Linked DNA regions of Homo sapiens: region 2 is linked to region 1. A link is a loop called in an ENCODE intact Hi-C map of the cell type or tissue named here. Cell type or tissue: ascending aorta. All regions are shown on one strand. Each heading gives the region's core, and the rest is flanking DNA. Links, peaks and the distances in the headings are about the cores only. Region 1 holds the start of LOC105376091 (a long non-coding RNA gene). Region 2 has its middle 360 kb from the start of OSTF1.

Region 1 (10,122 bases), core at 3,282-8,281:
AGGTTTACCATCTGAGAGACCTTGGAAAATTATGCAATCCCTCCTATCTTCAATTTTATCACCTCTAAAATAGCAAGAATAATATTATAGAGTTCACAGAGGCTTGATAAGGTAATTAACATAAAGCACCTACGGAATGCATAGTAAATAAATATTACTTATTACTTACCATTAATATTACTTTTTCAAAACATTCCTTGAAATTTCTCTTTTCTTATGACTTTATTCCAACTCTCACAGCCTGATTCAAGTGTTTAGGAATACAAACAAACTTTTTTTGTTTATAAACAAGAAACAGGATCTTTTTAAGTATGTATTTGTCAGGTTGGGTTTTGGGAAATGTATTTGATATTTTGATATACAGGTCACATTCACCAGTTGGTTGACTTTTGATAAGGTGGGTCAATGTGTGATGAACTATATGTCATTCTATTATAAATTCTTTAGTATTTCAGGATTTTAATTCTAATTTTGGTGTTTTTTCAGCAGTATTATAGGCCTCTGAGAAAGATTATTGTTTTTCTTCCACAAAGTAGAGTGGCCTGGCATACCCTATCAGTGACTTTAGCAGTCAGCTATAAGAAAGCTAGCCATTATACTACAGCAGACCACATCTTCAGGTTCTCCAGGCCCCAGCCATGTGAAGTGGGCTTTATTCTGGGACTCAAAATGATTGAATGGGCTTCTCCTTCTCTGAAAGAAACAGCCAAACAATTCCATGTTTTCCACAATTCTAAATTACTTATTTTGGGGGTGGGAGGTAATATTTGTTATATCTTACTTTTTGACAATTGGCCGAAGGTAAAAGAGAAGGTACATGGTTTCTCTCTGCTCATTTACCAAAGACTCTGATCTTAAATGGAGAAGAGTGTGTTCCAAGATCCATTCCACCCCCAAGCTGCCAGCTGTTGTAAGGGGGTCTAACTGAGCCTTTCCAGATCCTTCAGCTTTATCCCTTCCTCCTTCGTGAAGCCTTTTCTATAGTAAGCGCAATCAAGTCCCACACTCAATTTAGTCCTTATACACTGTCTTCAACATTTGGTCTTTATTGCTTTATCAATCCCAGTAGACAGTAAGCTCCTTGGGTGGGAAGACCATGTCTCGTTCTATTGTAACCAGCACAGTCAAAAATATGCAGTAAGTGCTCAAAGCTGATCTCCAGTCATGTGTCACTTAACAAGCAGATAAGCTCCGAGAAATGCATCATGAGGTGATTTTGTTGTTATGCCAACATCATAGAGTGTACTCACACAAAACTAGATTTTCTAGCCTACTTACATACCTAGGCTACAAGGAGTAGCCTATTGCTCCCAGGCTGCAAACCTTAACAGCATGTGACTGTAATGAATACTGTAGGCAGTTGTAACACGTTAAGTATTTGTGCATCTAAATATACTTAATATGGAAAAGGTACAGTAAAAAATAGTATTTAAAAGATTAAGAATGGTATACCTATAGAGAGCACTGATATGGTTTGGCCTTGTGTCCCCACTCGAATCTCACCTTGAATTGTAATAATCCCCACGTGTCATGGGAGGGACCTGGTGAGAGGTAACTGAATCATGGGGGCGGGTTTTTCCGCTGCTGTTCTCGTGATAGTGAATAAGTCTCATGAGATCTGATGGTTTTATAAAAGGGAGTTCCCTGCACATGCTCTCTTGCCTGTCACCATATAAGATGTGACTTTGCTCCTCCTTTGCCTTCCGCCATGATTTTGAGGCCTCCCCAGCCATGTGGAACTGTGAGTCCATTAAACCTCTTTCCTTTCTAAAGTACCCAGTCCCAAGCATGTGTTTATTAGCAGTGTGAGACCAGAGTAATACAAGCACTTACCATGAATGAAGCATACAGGACTGGAAGTTGCTCTGGGAGTATCAGTGAGTGAGTAGTGAAAGCAAAGGCCTAGGACATTACTGTACACTACTGCAGACTTTATAAACACTGTACATTTAGGCTACACTATATTTACTTAAATTTTTTTTATTTCTTCAACAGTAAATTAACCTTATCTTACTGTAAGGTTTTTACTTAATAAACTTTTAATTTTTTTTAATTTGTTGAGTCTTTTGTAATAACAGTTTAAAACACAAACACATTATACAGGCATAGAAAAAATATTTTCTTTTTTATATTCTTATTCTATAACTCTTTTCTCTTTTAATTTTTTTATTTTTTTAACTTTTGAAAGTTTTCTGTTAAAGATGAAGACACAAACACACATATTAGCCTAGGCCTGGAACATCAATATCATTGTCTTGCACCTCCACATCTTGTCCCAGTGGAAGGCCTTCAGGGGCAATAGTACACATGGATCTGTCATCTCCTATGATAACAATGCCTTCTTCTAGAAACCTCCCAAAGGACCTGCCTAAGGCTGTTTTACAGTAAACTTTTTGAAGGAAATAATGTATACAGTGGTCCATTTTCAAGACAAAGTGCCTTGAATTGACTTAGGTTAGCAAACTACAGAAGAAACAAGATATACTAGGCCACTGCTTGGCTAGCCAATGCCTGCTTGTCGGCCTCCCCCTCCCCTTTCTTCCCCCCAACGCTTAGTTGCCCTCACCAGAACCAAAAAAGTTTAGTCTAAAATGAAAGCTTTCTAGCCTGCAAAATAGCTCGCTTTATCTATTCTTATCAGCCTGCCCAGCTACTTAGGTCATAAGTCAAATATTTAAAGAGCCCCTGAGCTAACTAGGATTGTAATGCATTGTGGGCTGCAACAAAATGCGGCAAGACAACCCTAAAGAAAACACCTAAAGCCCCTACCCAACAATCAATAGGCAACGTCCAGGAAGATTGTGACCCCATAGCACTCAGCCTCTAAGGAACTGGGGGAGGGACTTGCGCACTAGGGGATAAACTGCTTGTTAAAACTGTACTGGGTGTGCCTGTCCATCAAACACGGATCTTGCAAGACTGTCATTAAAAGTCTCACTTTCGCTGTTCTCCGGGTCTCTAAGTCCATTCTTTGGGTTTGAATGGGTAAGTTTGTTTCTCATACTTTTTTAATAAGCAGAGGCAGTACACTCTAAAATAATGATTAAAAGTATAGTATAGTAAATACATAAACAAAATAGTCATTTATTATAATTATCAAGTATTATGTACTGTACCTAATTGTATCTGTTAGACTTTTATACCATTGGCAATGCAATAGGTTTGTTTATACCAGCCTCACTACAAACACCTGAGTAATGCATTGTGCTATGTTATTAGGACAGCTAGAACATCACTAGGCGACAGGAATGTTTCAGTTCTATTATAATCTTTTATAGTCTATTATAATGGACCATATATATGGCCACTGTCATATATGTTATCATTAACTGAAAAGTTGTTATGCAGTGCATGACTATATTCTGTCGTTGCAGCTTATTGTCTAAAACTATGTCCTTTCTCAGTCCAATACAAGTATTCCCAGCAGTGGTGTCTCAACTATCATCTAGACTGCAAACGTCCTGAGAGGTAAGGGCTGTTACTCAACATTATATCCCCACAGTCCAGCCCAGTGCTTGACTCACAGTAGATACTGCAACAAATTGCTAATTTGAATAGAATTCTCAAGAGCGTCTATGCTAAAAACTTTCCTTCCCTCTTCCTAAATACCACATTAAGAAATATCTCACCAGGCACAGTGGCTCATGCCTGCAATCCCAGCACTTTGGGAGGCAAGGGTGGGAGATCGTTTGAGGTCAGGAGTTCAAGACCAGCCTGGCCAACATAGTGAAACCCCGTCTCTACTAAAAATACAAAAATTAGCTGGATGTGGTGGTGGGTGTCTGTAATCCCAGCTACTCAGAAGGCTGAGGCAGGAGAATTGCTGGAACCCGGCGGAGTGGAGGTTGCAGTGAGCCAAGATCCCACCATTGCACTCCAGCCTGGGTGACAGAATGAGACTCTGTCTCAAAAAAAAAAAAAAAAAAAAAAAAAAAGAAAGAAAAGAAAAGAAAAAAAGAAGTATCTCTACTTTTTCTCTCATTTGTTTCTGGACTTCCAAGTACTGCAGAGGCTCCTTAAATAGATGCAAACTAAAGCCAATACTCTAGGTCAGGAGTGGGCAAACTATAGGGTCAAATTCTGCCTGCTACCAGTTTTTATAAATAAAGTTTTACCGAAACATAACCACGTCTATTTGTGTACGTAGTGCCCATAGTTGCTTTCTGGCTACAATAACAGAGTTGAATAGTTGCAACTGTATGGCCTGCAAAGCCAAAAATGTTTAATATCTGCCACTTTACCGAAAAGCTCGCTGATGCCTGCTCTAGTTTACACTGCAAACCACTGCGCTTCTTAGTTGTGAAGAGAAAAAGAAAAAGAAGCTCTGAAAATTTCCAGGTAGAGAAAGTAATAATATTTGGTGATAATTTTATAATAAAGGTAACCTTTCTTGGTATATTTTACACATATATGTAAAAGCATATTTACAAAATTATTTTACACTTGATTCTATCACATCTGGATGATGTAGGCAGGGCAATTATAGCTTCATTTCACAAATGAAGGAATAAAAAAATTAAGTGACATGTTCTGGGAGACAAAATACTTTTTTAAAAAAATTTAACATCTGTTTGAGTCTTTTCATAACACCTAGTTATTGAACAATAACAACATAAAAAGCAAACAAAAACCCACTCTGCCTTACCCCCTTATTTCTTCTTTACCATTAAGCTGGTTAGTACATGAAGGTCTCCAGTGCTGGGCTTTGGAGAGTTCTGCTTCATAAAAATTTCCATGCTAAAGGCCTTGTGGTCTTATTATATAGGTAGAATTTATTCCATTTAAATTGTTTTGGGCCCCATTTTCTGGGATAGTTCTGTCTGTGCTCCAAAATATATCTGCAGAATGGATAAAGTTGTGAGGGTCCGGTTGCCTTGAGGAAGCTCTCCATCTCAGTATTCTCCTATTGGAGAGTAGCTGTTAGTATATTCTTTCAAATGCTTCTGTAAATGCACCCAAGTTAAATATCGTATTAGAGAAGGCTTATGACTTTTGGTCAACTCACAGGCTCCTGAAGTGTACACAAACAGGCCCATGCATCCATCTCTGTCTATGAAAATAGGACTGTAGCCGGAACAAACTGATGAGAAATCTCATCACAACCTCCTCGTTGGTAAATTCTGAAAGTGTGAGTGATCCCATTTCAGGCACTGGCATCTCCCTAACTAGCCAATGGCTCCTAGTAGTGCCTTAGCAAGAAACTGGTTGCTTATCAAATATATTATATATAATTAGCAAATAGAAGCCAAGACATTTGAGCAGGTCTGCTGTAAACCATTCAGTCATGCAGAAGGAAGGAAGAGGGAGATGACATCTGAGGTAGACAACAATTCAGAGAAAGTTTAGCAGAGTTTAGCAGAGATGCAGCCTTCTTGGGGCAAAAACTAGTCAGCAAAGTTCAGAGTAGTGCTTCTCCAACTTTAGCTTTATAGTGCAGCAGAATCACTTGGAGGAATTACAGGAATCACCTGTAACAGATTGCTGGGCCTCACCCAGAGTTGGCCAGCACTGGGGCTTGATAATTTGCATTTCTAACAAGTTCCCAGGAGATTCTGAGGCTGCTAGTTCAGCGACCACCCTTTTAAGAACCATGCTGTAGTCTAGAACCTAGACTCTAGACCAGTGTTTCTCCAATCTTAATGTGCCAATGAATCAATCTCCCTGGAATCTTATAAAATGCAGATTCTGATTCTGCAATTCTGGAGAAAAGAGGGCTGAAATCTTAACATTTCTAACAAGGTCCCAGATGCTGCTGACTTGGTATATCTGGCCCCAGTAGACTGGATGTTGTATACAGCGTGGGATTCCAGACTGCTCCCTAGAACACACCATTTATTTTGCAACTGCAGTTGGGCTTTTGAAGTTTTTATGAAGTCATAGCATGCTTCAAGACTTTATATTTACATCAAGTATTTTTTTCCTGAGTCCAATGCCTGTCTTTCTTTTTCTTTTCTCCTTCTTCTTCCTTTCTTTGTTTCCTCCATAAATGGAGTTTACCCTCTCATCTTCACCTCTCAGCTGTGAATTTGTTAGAAAGTCGATAAGAGCTCACTTTAGTGAACATAGATCTGAGTCAGGTAACTTAGATTCTGCTTGGGCTGTGGCTCTAAAAAGGTGTAAGATACTGGGCCGGTCACAGAATCTTTCTCAGCCTCAGTTTCCCCAGATTCAAAATGACATGGCTGTTCTAGATGATGTTTAAGGTGCCTTGAAGCTCTCAAAGACTCCATTACGTTAAATGTAATCAAAAGCGCACCAAAAACCAATAATACGTGTGCTGCCACCTTTGGGTGGAAAACATAACTTTAGCTAGACCAGCTACAACTTTGAAACAAAAGACATTTCACTGAAACTCTCCTACCCGCAGGGCCCAACAGAAATGTAATATTTCTTCCATATGATTACAATTCATAATGGCTTCCCTTTAATATGAAATTTCAGACACAAACCAACATAAACTTGATTTTGATGTCATTTACCTTTATATATATTAAAACTTTACAGTTTGATCAATCTTCTGTGGATGTTTTTCCCATCTTAGGAAATTTTCATGGTTTCAGAAAGTCTGAACACTCCGGTTAATAATGCATTCCTATTAAATTATTGATTAGTAAGTAATTGACCAATCCCAAGAATGCACTGTAGAGAAACAGAACAAAAATACTGGCATTGAAATAAGATTAATCTGGATTTGAATTTTTGATCATTCTAGTTCCTAACTGTGCTCTTTAGTAAGTCATTTAACTTCTCTGTGTCACATCTTCTCACCTGTGAAATGAGTGTAAAATACTTCTCTTCATTGTTGAGGGGTTAAAAAAATAATGTTGTAAAGTCCTTGACAAAGTTGTTAACACTCAGTAAGTGCTCAATATGCAGGAGGTCTTACCAAATGGCCACTGCCAGGCAGCCTGTGATGTTGAAAATAAATCAGGCTTTGAAGCCAGAAATTGGTTTCAATCTCCGGCTGTTTTACTTTATGACTTTGCACAGCTCACTGAACCTCTCTAAGCCAGTTTCCTCATCTGTATAAGGATATCAAGACCTTTTGGAATTGATTGAGGATTAAATTCTAATGCTATAGACTGAATTGTGTCTCCCACTGCCATTACCCAGGAAGAGAAGCAAGTGTACATGGGTTTATAATCCACTAAGACTCGTTTCAATTTTTCACAACCACACTTTCGTCCAATGGAAGGTGGACATGACTTTTACTAGGGGAGGACAATCTCAAATCCTACAAAACTGTCTCCTGTCTCACAGGAGGAAGTAAGTTTTGCCTTAAAAGAGAGATATCTTTGGAAGGATTTCCTGCTCAGTGAATCAGAGCCCAGATCTACCAATAAAAGGGTGAATTTGTTGGCATCATTAGTAGTAAGACGAGTGCAGAAGAAAAAAAGGTTTAAGATTCTTTCTCCCAAGTTTTAAAGATCTTCTTTGGCCTCCAATTATATTTCTGACCACTTTTTTCTTGACCCCATCCTTCAAGGCACTTAACTGCCTACCACTTGCCCATACATTCCTCTTTCTGCTCTTTGGTCATCTTGGCCTTTCTCCTGGGAATTATTTTTCCCTAACCTATGGTTGGGACACATTTCTCCATGGGTTTCTCATGTTTCCACATGTTTTGTGAACAGCATTTGTGACAGACTGGTCTTTATTCTAAATCTAGACTGTTTTTCAAAGATATTTGTATAGCAAGCCTTGGAAGATAGAGATTGTGTCTTCCTCAAGAGCAAAGGCATCTACTGCCCCTTGTAAAAGATTTAGTTTCCCTAAACTCAAGGTTTCTCTCCTCTAACAAAACCCCCTGCATGTGCAGGTATTATCTGGCCCTGTTTACATTTCCCTGTGGGAATTAGAACTCAGAGAATGAATATTTTAAAATGCTGATACTCTAACTACTGCTTTTGCAGTGAATAATAAACTATTCTTTCTTTCCAGGAGCCTCATGTCTTCTTACAACATCACATGAAAGGAGCAGGCTAACTTGTTAGCTTCCAGATAGGTAAAATCTCAAGCTTTTCGCCATTTTTGACGCTTATTTTACTCCTAAATACCCAGATCCTACTTATATTTTAAAATTTACTTCAAATGCTTGTGCTTCATGAATATACTCTGGTTAGTTTTTGCTCCTATCTGTAAAATAAGGATGATAGTAATAGTATCTATCAATTTGGGTTGTTGCGCAGGTTAAATGGGTTGATATATGTAAACTATAAGTGCTATAAGCATTAGCTGTTAATATCATTATTTTTTTTTATTCCAGAGAAGTTTATGAAAGGTGACTTAGTATCCTTGGCAAATAACAGATCTAATTCAAATTCTGTTTTTACTTCTGTCCAGCTCTGTGACTTTAGGGAAAGTACTTGACCTATACAGCCCTCAGTTTTGTCACTATAAAAATGAAGATGATAATTCCTGCCATTTCAGGGAGGTTTTAGTAATAAACAAATTATATGTAAAGCACATAACACATAATAGATGTTCAAATAAGCATAAGGCTAAGTTATTATAGCACTTTCTACTTTGCATGCAACTAATCTCCCGGTATATTATTTCCTCTATCAACCTGTAACTTCAATGGAAACAAGAACTCTGGTGAATTCATCTTGATGGCCCTCAAATGCCTAGCACAAAGGAGTCAACTTTTAAGTCATTCATTCATTCATTCAGAAACATGTATTGATCACTTGCTTTGTGCCAGACATATGTATTGAGGATGCATCAGGGACTACTAATGCTAAATAGAAGCAGGAGAAAAAATACCCTCAAATTTCTTTTTTTTTTTCCTTTTTCTGGGGACATAAAGAGAAGAATTTGGAGATTAGAAGTGGGGAAAAACTTGCTTGTATTATATAAGTTTGTGAGCCAAAATGGGAAATTGCTGTATCATGAAAAGCTCATGATTATTGCATTTAATCTTTAGCTTCTTTAAAACAATCTTATTTTCCCCATTGTTGGATATTGGTTAAAATAGAAAAAAAAAGGTCACAAACCTTTTAAACTTTATTCCATGGCTACACAATTGGGTTGATTTGGATGACCCCTCACTTTCTCATTTATTCAAAAATTCTTTACATTTGTAATTTTTCTTATCCAAGCTAGTCTCCCACATGCTGTCTTTCTGATCATGGAAATCAACTTTCTTAAGAAGGCTAACCTCTTGGTTCAAGTGTGGCTGGTGGACTCCACCCCTGGCTGGGTTTTGGCATCTGACGTTGGTATAAAAGGTCTCAGCATTGTAAGTATAGGAAGGGTGGGGGCTTCCCAATGACCTCACCCTTTCATACATGAATAGGTCACTCCCAGATAACAACCACTCTGAAACATGCCAGCCGGAAGGGAAGGGTCAATTTTAGAAAGTCAACAACCCCACTACCCATTCATTCAATCATGGGCCTCAATGCCCTGAGAAAATCATTTTGCTAAACCATGGTTTCACCTACTGTAACATTATGCAAAACACACTGTCATCTCCCCAAGAGATGTCAGGAAAGACAGACAAGTAGCCCTAATTACAATCATATTCGCAACAACAAAAATGAGTATAGATATGTGTCACAAGGGATTTTTTTCTTCTCCCTTGACACTACTATGTATTAAAGAGACAACAGCTAACCTGATATTGCCCTTACTTCTCCTTGCTGGAATTTTATTGACAACTTAGTTTCCTTTCTGTGTTTCTTTATTAACTAAATCAGCACAAAACATAGGCAACAGTAAACATAAACTATTTTTATACATGCAAATTAGTGATAATACCTATCCAGAGAGTCACTTTTCTAATATGGAGTGATCCAAAGAAGGATAAAGGTAGTCTAAATGTCAGGGTCTTCATTTGTTCTCCTATCCTGCAAATGGCCCTCATGTAAGTTTCCTACATTACACTTCCAAACAAATTCAACTCTTTCAACAAGCCTGGCATATAGAGGGACTCAAAAAGTATTACCTGAATTAAAGTGAAATGTATTTGTTAAATTTTAAGGAAATAAAATATACCACTGTCATAATATATCTGGTTCTGGACTTCAGACAGGTCTTGGGGTCACAAGTTGTCACCTTTAATTTCAATAGCTATTTGTTCTACCTTTAAGCCAACTAAGATGGGTCTGCAAAGCTCCA
Region 2 (10,122 bases), core at 2,388-7,387, 400 kb before region 1:
AACAAGGGCAAAACTCCATCTCAAAATAATAATAATAATAATAATAATAATAATAATAATAATAATGTGGGCCCTAAGCAAGTGCAAAGCCATAAGGGTTGGAGGCTGGGGAACTGCCAGGATGGCCTAGCTGTATTGGATTATCCCACTGGTATCATAATAGACACCTGAGGAGCGATAGATGCTAACACTGAGGGCTTCACACTGCAGCATGGCTTTGCAACTCAGCAGGTCAGCACTGAAGGCTTAGCACCACTGGCATCCTGTGAAAGCAGGCCTGAAGTGGTAATGGAATGGCTACATAGTTCAAAAGAAAGGTAACTGTGTTTAAAGAGAAGGTAAAGAAACCTGTCTGAGTTGTAGCTGTCAATGTACATGGAAGAATATGACAGATGCCCAATTTCACTGCATACTAAACCAGAAAGGAAGGAAGAGACACAGTGATTACTTCTGGAAATGTACATGTTATTTATTTACCATGGATTCATCATGATAGTGCATTGTGTGGCTACAGAATGCTTCTTAATGAAAATCCTCATGAGTAGATGGATGCCCTCTTTTATAATTTAATACATGGCTCTTCTGTGAATACAGATTTAGTAAATGATGTCAGGAACAGAACAAGAAGATTTTATTTATAGCTATACGTCCATATCCAGGTACTTGTAATATGATTTTTCTTTTTCTTTCCTCTCCCTCCTTCCCATCCTCCCTCCTTCTCTTCTCTGCTGCTACTGAAAACAGCCCAGCATTAGATAACTCCCTTGATTCTTTTTTAGGGATGAAGCAGTCATTTTCAGTCAACAATTCAGCTTATCAGGAGAAAATGACACAGAGTGGGGAGTAAACAAGAAAATAACCAGGGGCCTACTTTGAAGTTCCTTATTGAAAAGCAGGCAAGTCTTCCTCCTTCCTCTTACAAAGAGAACTCCCTCACAGGCATCTTCCCTCTCTGCCTGGGAGATATCCCTTCCCTACTACTTGTCTGCATGCTCCAAAAAGAATTTTGACTGTCTTCTCACCCAAGCACACTTTTTTATTTAACAACAACAAAAAAAATCCCCCAGCTATAAAATGACAACTGAGCGCACACATGCAGAGCTACCAGGAAATCACAGTTCTTGCCAGCTTGGATGGCCCAGCCTAGACTATTTGCACTGAGGCTGAGGGTGTATAAACCACTGCTTTGTTGGACTCTCAGGGTGAGAGGAAATTTCTTAACCAAGAGCTCCGCATGGAAAACATTGTTTCTGTAACAGCCTGAGGTCAAACTCTGGGGATAGCTAGCAAGAATTCCATTGGCAGTGTTCAGTTGTCTTGAGGTTATGAAGGGAGAAAGGAATCCCTTTCCCTCTCACCACCTCCAAGATTCAGTGGGGCCTGGATTCTGAAGAACTCTGTCTGCCTCAGCCATTTTTGAAGTGTTCTTAAAAGCAGAGGTATGAATTGCAGCTGAGGTTGTCTTTGTGGTGAAAAAACTCTTAGGCTTGAGGAAGCACTGCCTTTTTATCAGAAATACCCACCAGGTAGGAAAAGATAGAGATTAGAGGCACTGAGGAGTTGCAGACCTCCAAGATCTTGCTTATGTGCTTAGAAAATGATACAGCATTATCATGTATTATGTTTTGCAAAGGCTGTTATTTTCAAGGAACTGGTCCCACTAGGATATTCTTAGAACATTTTGAAGTAACATCCTTAGGAGATCGTAGTCATAGGCACTATTCAATCACAAAGGAGACTTTTAAGCCAACTGTTTTCAAATCTTATTTTAAAAAGTTTAAAGAAACAACTTTCAATAAGTTTGGAGATGAGAAAATCCAAATGCAAGGAACTGGGGTGGTGGGAGCCGGGGACAGGGGAGGATGGAGCAATCACTTGGGAGTGAAGGTTAATAGCCACCTGAAAAATCTCTGACTCAGCAAACTTCTTAATTGTTTTCCCTCTAAACTTTCTACCTTCTAACATCCATTTCTAGGACATGAATAGATGGAAGAGGAAAAAGGCCTACCGGAGGTGTCTGGGACTTCTGCATGTGTTATCTCTGTGGCTGGTTTTTGTACCTGCCTCAAAAGCAGATGGATGATCAGGGACTGTGGCTTGCATCTGTAATCCTAGCACTTGGGGAGGCTGAGGCCAGAGGATAGCTTGAGGTCAGGAGTTTGAGACCAGCTTGGGCAACATAGCAAGACCTGTCTCTACAAAAAATAAAAAAGATTAGCTGGGTGTGGTGGCGTGTGCTTGTGGCTCCAGCTACTCAGAAGGCTGAGGCAGGAAGATCACTTGAGCTCAGGATTTTAAAGCTGCAGTGAGTGATGATTTCAGTACTGTACTCCAGTGGATGGCAGAGTGAGACCCTGTCTCTGAAATTAAATAAAAATGAAAATAAATTTTAAAAAGCAGATCAATATGAGATGATCAAGGTCCTCTGAATGGCAGAAGGCAGGGCCATGCTTACCTTGGAGCTCCTAGGATATTGACTGGTGCAAGGTGGGTGCTCAAATAATACCTGATAAATACGAGAAGAGTGGAGGGGAAAGAGGGAGGGAAGCAGAGAGAGAGAGAGAGAGAGACAGTACAAGACAGAAGGGGGAGGGAGGTCCCTCAAGTGTGTACTCTGAAACCTACCTGACTTAATGACTTGATTGTACTGAATTATCGCCTTGAGGAATCAAAGAAATGAACAGGAACTTAAAAATATTTTTTAACCCTAATTCAGCCTCCATTTACATTTTGGACTTACCCAATACAAGGATCTTTAAAGTTCAATTTGTGAAAACACCTGGTTTTTAGTATCTACTATCTTCCTTCATTTATTCTCTGGCATACAGCCAGTCACGCCCACCTGCGATGAGCTTCAAATTTGGAAGAAGAGGAAAGAGTGCATTCTTAGAATGAGGTGACCAGAGGTGCTGGGTTTGAGATATGCCTTGGGGGCCTCTACGTAGCCGTCATCTTTCTTATTCCATCATGCTTTAGTCCTCATTTGGGGTCAAACACCAGAGCATAACCTATTGTAACAACTGAGCACATATGTAGGGAAGTGATAGACATCTATCTAGACTTCCTCAAAAATAATCAAGAACTGTCCCAAGCTGGGGACATAAGTACGTGGGAGGGATGGGATCAAGGATACAATCAAGTGTGGGAGGATGGTTTAATCTCTTATGCTATATGGATTTTCATGTGATTAGTACCACCCGGTAGTAGTTTTCAAATGCCTTGCAGTACCTGGATTACAAAGATCAGGAAGTGACATTTTCTACTCTTGACTTTTAGTGATTATGCTTTTGTGAATTACTCCATGTTCTTAGGTACGAAATAGATATGATCTTGCAGTAGGATTTTATTGTGCCTCTTTTTTGGAAGGAGAGAGCTAGGGGACTCATTGCGTCAGGAATCAATAGTGAGTCGACACCTTTTCGGGCTTCCTGTTGTTAGAGGTGGGGCTGCAGAGGGATAGAGAGTGCACAGAGGTGTGTAGCCCTCTAGGTGTGCCTGCTCCAAATGAGGCCGGTGGGCCTGCAATTTTGTGAAAAGTTTGCTGAAAACGTTCTGGGAGGCAAGAATATTCCTTTCCCAAATACCTCTCATCACAGCAGGAGGTAAAACAAGACACCCCAGGAGGTAAAACAAGACACCCCAGAATTAACCTGAATTGAAGGGGAAAAAGATCCTTGAAAAAGCAGTATTGCAAAGCAATATGACATTAATCATGCTTCCCGACTTTTGATTTGCTACAGTCTAGATCATGTTTCTGACTTTGAAGAGTCTCCAGTTCTGATCATTTGAAGAGGATTTTAGGCTCTGGCAATGAGCCATATGAAAAAAAAAATGCCCACCAGATGTATCACTCTGGCTTCATTTTTTGTTCTCTCTTTGCTTCAGGCACACTGAACTTTTCTAGGACCTGAAGTTGCCTCACTATCCCTGCTGTATCAAGCACTTATGCCTCACTGGTGCCTCACCTCCTCGTTGGCTAATTTCAATGCATTCTGTGGTCACTGAGAAGCCTTTTCTAACCCCCAAGGCTGGGCTAAGATCCCTGCTCTGAGCCCCACATCATCCTGTGTTCCCTCAGGCCCAGGGATTAACCCGTTGCATTGGCAAGGTTTGTTTACTTGTCTGTGTCCCACTAGACAATGGGAAAGTTATATTTAAGTTTTCTGTGCCCCAATGCCCTCGTCTGTAAAACGGGAGCTTTAGGTATACCAATCATGGGATATGTGAAGATTAACTGAGTTAAAGTATGTGAAGCAAGAGAGGATCTCTGGCATATACTAAATGCTGACAATTGTGAGCTATTATTTTTATACTTGAGGGCAGGACCCATATCTGTCATTTTTATGTCCCTACAGCTTGCCTCAGGGCCAGTGCAGAGTAAGCTGCCAAAACTACTTATTAAATACATTGGAGACACTCAAGAGCTCTGTAAAGACTGAGTCACAGTTTTAGGAACATTGATGTCTTTGGCAAGATTCCTGTGCCTTTGTAAATGTCCAGACTCACTCCAGCTGCCTCTCTGATATGTGGAGGCAGCAATGTCTTTGACCTCAGCACAGGTGCAACTGGGTGGCCCCATGAGAATGACAGAGCCTCTCTTCTCTCAGTAGTCAGGATTCTGCTGACCTGCTTACAGGGCACTAAATACCTGAGGAGGCAGGAGCTTGGGGGAAAGCTGAGAGGTATCTATCCCCATCTACCTACTGAGAGGATTTTAAGAAACACAGATAAATGCAAGAGACAACACGGTCATATAATGGGAAAAGAGCGTGGCTTGGAGGTGGACACACTTTGTTTTGCATTCCAGCTCTGCAGTGTAACCAGATGTGGTTTAGTTATTAACCTCTCTCATCCCTGGTGTCTTCATCCATAAAATGGGAATTGTGGGCTGTGGAATTAGTAGGACTGGAGTTAGAAAGCCAGTTTTGCTATTTACTAGTTGTGTGACATTGAAGCAGTTACATAACCTCTTTAAGCCCCAGTTTTACTAATTAATAAAATGTACTTAATAATCATATCAGATAACAGGTTGTTATGAGATTAAATAAAATAACATACATAAAAAAGTTAGCTTAGGAAAAGTATGCAATAGTGAAAGCCTCGACTGTCTGCAGTGGTGCTGTAAATTATTTCTTGAAATATAGCAATTGAACGTGATAAAAAGAATTCTGATGTGTTGGGCAGAAGCTTACAAAGATGTCTTCCAAATCGCAAACAACATGCATTCCTCTCAGGAGACAATTTTATTACAAAGAATGGCAACCCAACTGGAGGCACAGACATCTAATTTGTTTTAACTCTCCGTAGCATTCAGAATCATTTGTAATATTCCATTTGCCCTGGTTGCTTTTAGCAAGAAGTGTTTTATCACATAGAGAAACACATCAGTGACCATCTCCTCCTTAATAAACCATGTCTTTAGACACAGCATTGTGCAATATGATTACAAGCCATTATGGGATGTTCCTCTTACTACCAAGAGCAATGGAGCAAGTGATGTTAATATTATTGAGACTTTGCCTGGCTCAGCTGGATTCCACTAATACTTCCTTTTAGAAAGCAGTACCCAAAAATGGCTGATGAATCTGATTGCCAGCCCAGCTCGACAATCTTCAGACTACATTTTTGCATGTTTCATGCTTTGGAACAGAACACTCTTAAATTGTTCTGTTTTTAACTGCTGAATTGCATTTCATCTTGAGATCACACTAAGGGGGGAAAATCTTAACAACTTTAGCAAAATTTTTGGTTTAGCTGTTTCACATTCCTCTGCTTTACAATGAAAGTATCTCTTTATGCTTCTTGGCATCTGGGAGTAGAATATTGTGTATTTAACAGAGTCTTGGGTGACAGTGGTGTGGTGCTGTTGAGTAATTTATTGGCAGGTCTTCTGCAGTGGATCCCTCAATACAAGCATGTGGCCCAATTTCCAATTACAGTGTTTCCATTAGAAATATCTTCAGGACATAGTGTCTAAGACAGAGGGAAAAGAGTAAGGACACATCTGCCTTAGAGCCCTGAGGACAAAGAACGGAATGTAAAATGGGCCACACTGCACTTGTTGGTCCCCATCCTATTGTGATATTCTTGTATTTAACTTCTGCTGCTCCAGGCTGAGCCTTTACGAAGTTTCTAAAAAGTGTCCTGTTTCCATGTCAGTGATGGCCTAGAGGCAAAAAGGAAGTCCAGAATAAAACCACTATCTGAGAACTCTTTTGTTCAAATATTTCTTGTGCAAACACAATGTGCAAGGCCAATGCCAGGCCCCAAGTATTCAATGTAGGACTCCTGGGCTTTGAGGACCTTAGAGGGGGAGACACACACATGCAATTAGAATATGCGGTGAGGTATATCAGAGGAGCTAATGAAGAGCTTGAGATGCACAGGATGGAGAGTAACTGTGCCGGGAAAACTGGGGAAGCTGTAATTGAGGACACAGCATTTGGGATATGCCTCAAAGGATGTCCCATGCCTCCAAGAGTGTCCAAAAGTGACCAAAAGGCTCTTCTGTCAGATAGAAACACAAACAGTAATAACAGCATACTTTTGCAAAATGCATCTTAGGTTTATGAAGTAGACAAGGCAGTTGGTATTTCCTCCAATGTATAGCAGAAGTAACGATGTCTGAAGAGCAAGAATCATTTACCCAAGTTACCATTGGCAAGCAAGGATAAAGCCGGGACAAGGAAATAGGTCAGGATCCAAATTCGGGTTTCCTTAATGGCTTCTTGGTCAGCATGCTTTCACACTCAGCACCTGTGAGAGGAGAAGGTCCATGTGCATCAGCAGCTCTGATTGCTGTGCAACCCCTCCTGAAGTGCTTTGGGTAATAGTGCATTTTGCCAGCTGCCTAGATTGGGCCAGCCCGGGCCACAGTCCTGTGCATTTGGGAACCCATGATGGGGAGAAGGGCTAAGGCAGGAGCAATGTCCCAACAGTTACCCAGCTCCCTGCACTTTCCCATCAGAGCCTCTAGGTGAGATTGTCATCAGGGACACCTGCCAGCAGCCAGACCCCAGGGTGGGGTGAACGTCCTTATCACCAGGGTGCTTTGTCTCTGTATGGGTTGTTTTATGAGCCTTATTACAACAGCTCTGTGATAGTGGTATGACAGATAGGATTTTCTTAGTGGAGACAAGGATACTGAAGTGCAGAGAGGTTAGATAACTTGCCTACATGACAAATAAATCAGAAAACTGGGGCTGAAATTCAGATATACTTTTAGTCCCACTGGCTCTCAGTCTGCTGAGGAATTTGGTGTCTCTTCATCATGGTTCCTAGAATTCTTTTGATAGGAAACAATGCCTTTACCCTCTAATTGAGCCATGGTTTCAAATGAAGTATTAGTCTGCCTTCAATTCTTGCCAAATCATAAGTCATCTATATTAGGTCTATCCCTGATAGCAATTTTTGATGAGTGGGAAGGGCTGTGGGAGGGAATACTGAGATATTAATATTCTTCAGGGATGGAAGGAGAGAGAGGGAGGAAAATGCCCTCTTCTGCCAAAGTGGGTGTGTGAAAACAAGAACCGAATACCGAGCACCCTCACCTGTGACCCCAACTTCCCCATAGTCCCCCTGTTCTATGTACATATATTCTACATCAAACCCCTTTTCCTCAGACATGACACTGCTTCTCCACTTTGAAGCTTGGCTCATGCTGTTTCATTCAGCATTTTTGCTTGCAAACATGATACCATTTTCCTATGGTCATTTCAAGTTTTTGTTTTGATGCTCCTGCCTGGATTCATTCTCTTGTTTCATACAAAAGGTCTGAGCACTTTTGAGGTTTCTTGGCACTTACTGTGTTGTACCTTGAGCTAGAGTTGAGTTGTGTTCTTGGCTAATTCCTCCCACTGAGTGCAGAGGGCAAGACCGATGTCTTAGTCATCTTAGTAGATAGTAGATATATAGAGATATCGATGTAGATGTATACTTACATCAAGAGTATAGTAGGCACATGATCACAGAACAGGGACCATCTAAGTTTTTGAATATAATTTATGATTCTGCTTAGGATCAGCTCTGTTCCATGGGAGGCCCTGTTATGAGGCCATAGAGAGCACCTGGACTTTAGGAGGGGCACTTAGTTTCCTGAATGAACTACTTGAACCATGGATAAGGGTTGGGTGAAGGAGAAACCCTCTGGAAAAAAAGATGCCCAGGTCCAAATAGTTGACCATCTGTAGCCTTTTCTCCAAATCTGTAGCATACTCCATTGTAGACAGTCCTATCCAACTGCTTAACTCTAGTGACCTGGCCAGGGCAATGTAGTCAAGGGGAGAGACAGGCCATTATGTCCCTCATTCCTGATTCTGAAGTGCAGCTGCTCAAATGCTGTTTACTTGTGAATGCATTGGCTTCTTTCCAGCCAATGTGGAGAAATCTCTGACTCACAGTAAGAACTTTGCAAAATGACCTCAGTATAGTGAATGAGAAAAGGCAATTGAAGTGTAGGTGTTTCTGGGTGCAACAAGGATCCTTGGATGTCAGCAGCTCATTTAATATGCATAGCACTTGACAATTTACAAAAGAGTTTTACACGTCTTTCTTCATTTGGCCTCCACAATTAGTTCCAGAAATCAGTAGAAGAGTAATTTCACTTCCTCTTTACAGATGGGGCTCAGAGAAGAGCCTTGTCTGTGACCACATGGCTAATAGTGGGCAGGTGCAGGAGAGATTCTTGAATCCAGAACTTCATTTGCCAAGTCTAGAGGTATTTCTGTTATCTGTTATCCTCAAAGCATCTTAGATAACATCCACCCACCCAAATGAAAAGGATAAGAGTGTCCAGGAAGTGAAATAAATACATAAAAGAAGAGAGAAGAGAACAATAAGTGAAACTATCTGAGAATATGCAAACCAGAGCCAGTGCAGGAAGGAATGTATTAGCTTTATTTTGGCAGGTAACTTTTTTTTTTTTTTTTGCTTTTTAGAGAAAGAGAATGAGAAACATGAAGAAGGAGTAATTTGTTGTCTACCCCAACATTCCTTCCTTGACACCAGTACTTATTTCCCAATAGAAAGGCTGGAAATGGCCAACACTGCTTTTCCAGGCGTCCCTGCAGAAAGGCATGCATGTGTGACTTAATCATGGCCAGTGAGACGAGAACATATGTCTTCAGAGAGCCTTCTGGGACAGATTTTCCTCCTGGTTCTGGGTATGAAGCTTGCTCAGTTCAGTGCCTGTGGGATTCACTGATAACATGAAATACACTGATCCACAGCTTGTCTGAGATGAATGCATGTGCTGTGTGATCCTGAAGTTCTTTATGTCTGTTGGCTTTTCATAGTACATCTGCTGGAAAGAAGAGCCTTTTTGGACATTTGTAAGCCCTTTGTGATGGGAGGGGAGTAAGTCTGTAAGTATGTGTGAAAAGGGGCTGCTATAATGTAAAGCCAACTCACCAAACATGGGCTTTGCAGTAATAAGGATGGGAAGCTAAAGATCAGGCCTCATGGAAAAGAATTTCCCCCTTTCTTTGACTTGGCCTATAAATGTAGCTTTTCTGACTCTTTTGAGGCCCTGTTGCTTGTCTTGTATTCAGCACCTAATAATGTTGTTGCAAATGTCAGGACTGCAACAAGCTCAGTTGTGTTGTAGCAAGTAGGAGACTGCTACAAAATGGGAAGAGTCACTAATAGTTTTGGCAACAAAACATGACAATGTGCATATTACCAGAGGCAATTATGTGCATCTCATGGGGATTCAATAGACTCTGGGACTGACTTTAATGACCTGAAAATCCACTTGCCCTTTTTGTTTTCTCTGTTATGTCCAAGTAATGAAAATATTGAGAAAGTTATTGTAACTATAAAATTGCAGCATAGTTCCTTTTTTAAAAAAATAAAGCCTGATCTATCTTTTGACTTGCAAAATGGTTCATTATACTTTGATTCAAAGAGAGAATAAAACTGAGATAGTAGGAAGGGACCAGCTCACTTTGTCTGAGTCACTTGGTACCAAACAATTTGGGCACCAGCCCAGGATAGATGAGTTTTTACATTGCTACATTGGAGCAGAGAGCCAGTTCCACATTCAGTTTTCAGAAAGTCTCCAAAGACCAATGGTCAACTATAACCTGTATTTATTTATTTATTACTAATTTTTAAAATGTGTAT

The links. Peaks named below come from ENCODE experiments on the same cell type or tissue, not always from the same donor. Only the 100,000 strongest peaks of a DNase experiment are listed, where the experiment ranks them.
Region 2: it touches region 1 in a loop (2.3-fold over the local background); 1 of 110 quality-filtered maps calls a loop at or near these places.

Annotation. Positions count from the first base shown.
Region 1 is chr9:75,849,433-75,859,554 of GRCh38, forward strand. LOC105376091 (a long non-coding RNA gene) reads left to right here and starts at 3,404. Exons shown (of 3, transcript XR_929952.2): 1 at 3,404-3,468; 2 at 7,942-8,005. In ascending aorta, for the core only: a CTCF peak has its summit at 6,288; no DNase peak of the experiment used is centred there.
Region 2 is chr9:75,447,233-75,457,354 of GRCh38, forward strand. No RefSeq gene overlaps it. Among named protein-coding and RNA genes, the nearest start is that of OSTF1, 360 kb to the left of the region's middle. In ascending aorta, for the core only: no CTCF peak of the experiment used is centred there; a DNase peak (open chromatin) is centred at 4,419; H3K27ac peaks cover 819 bases.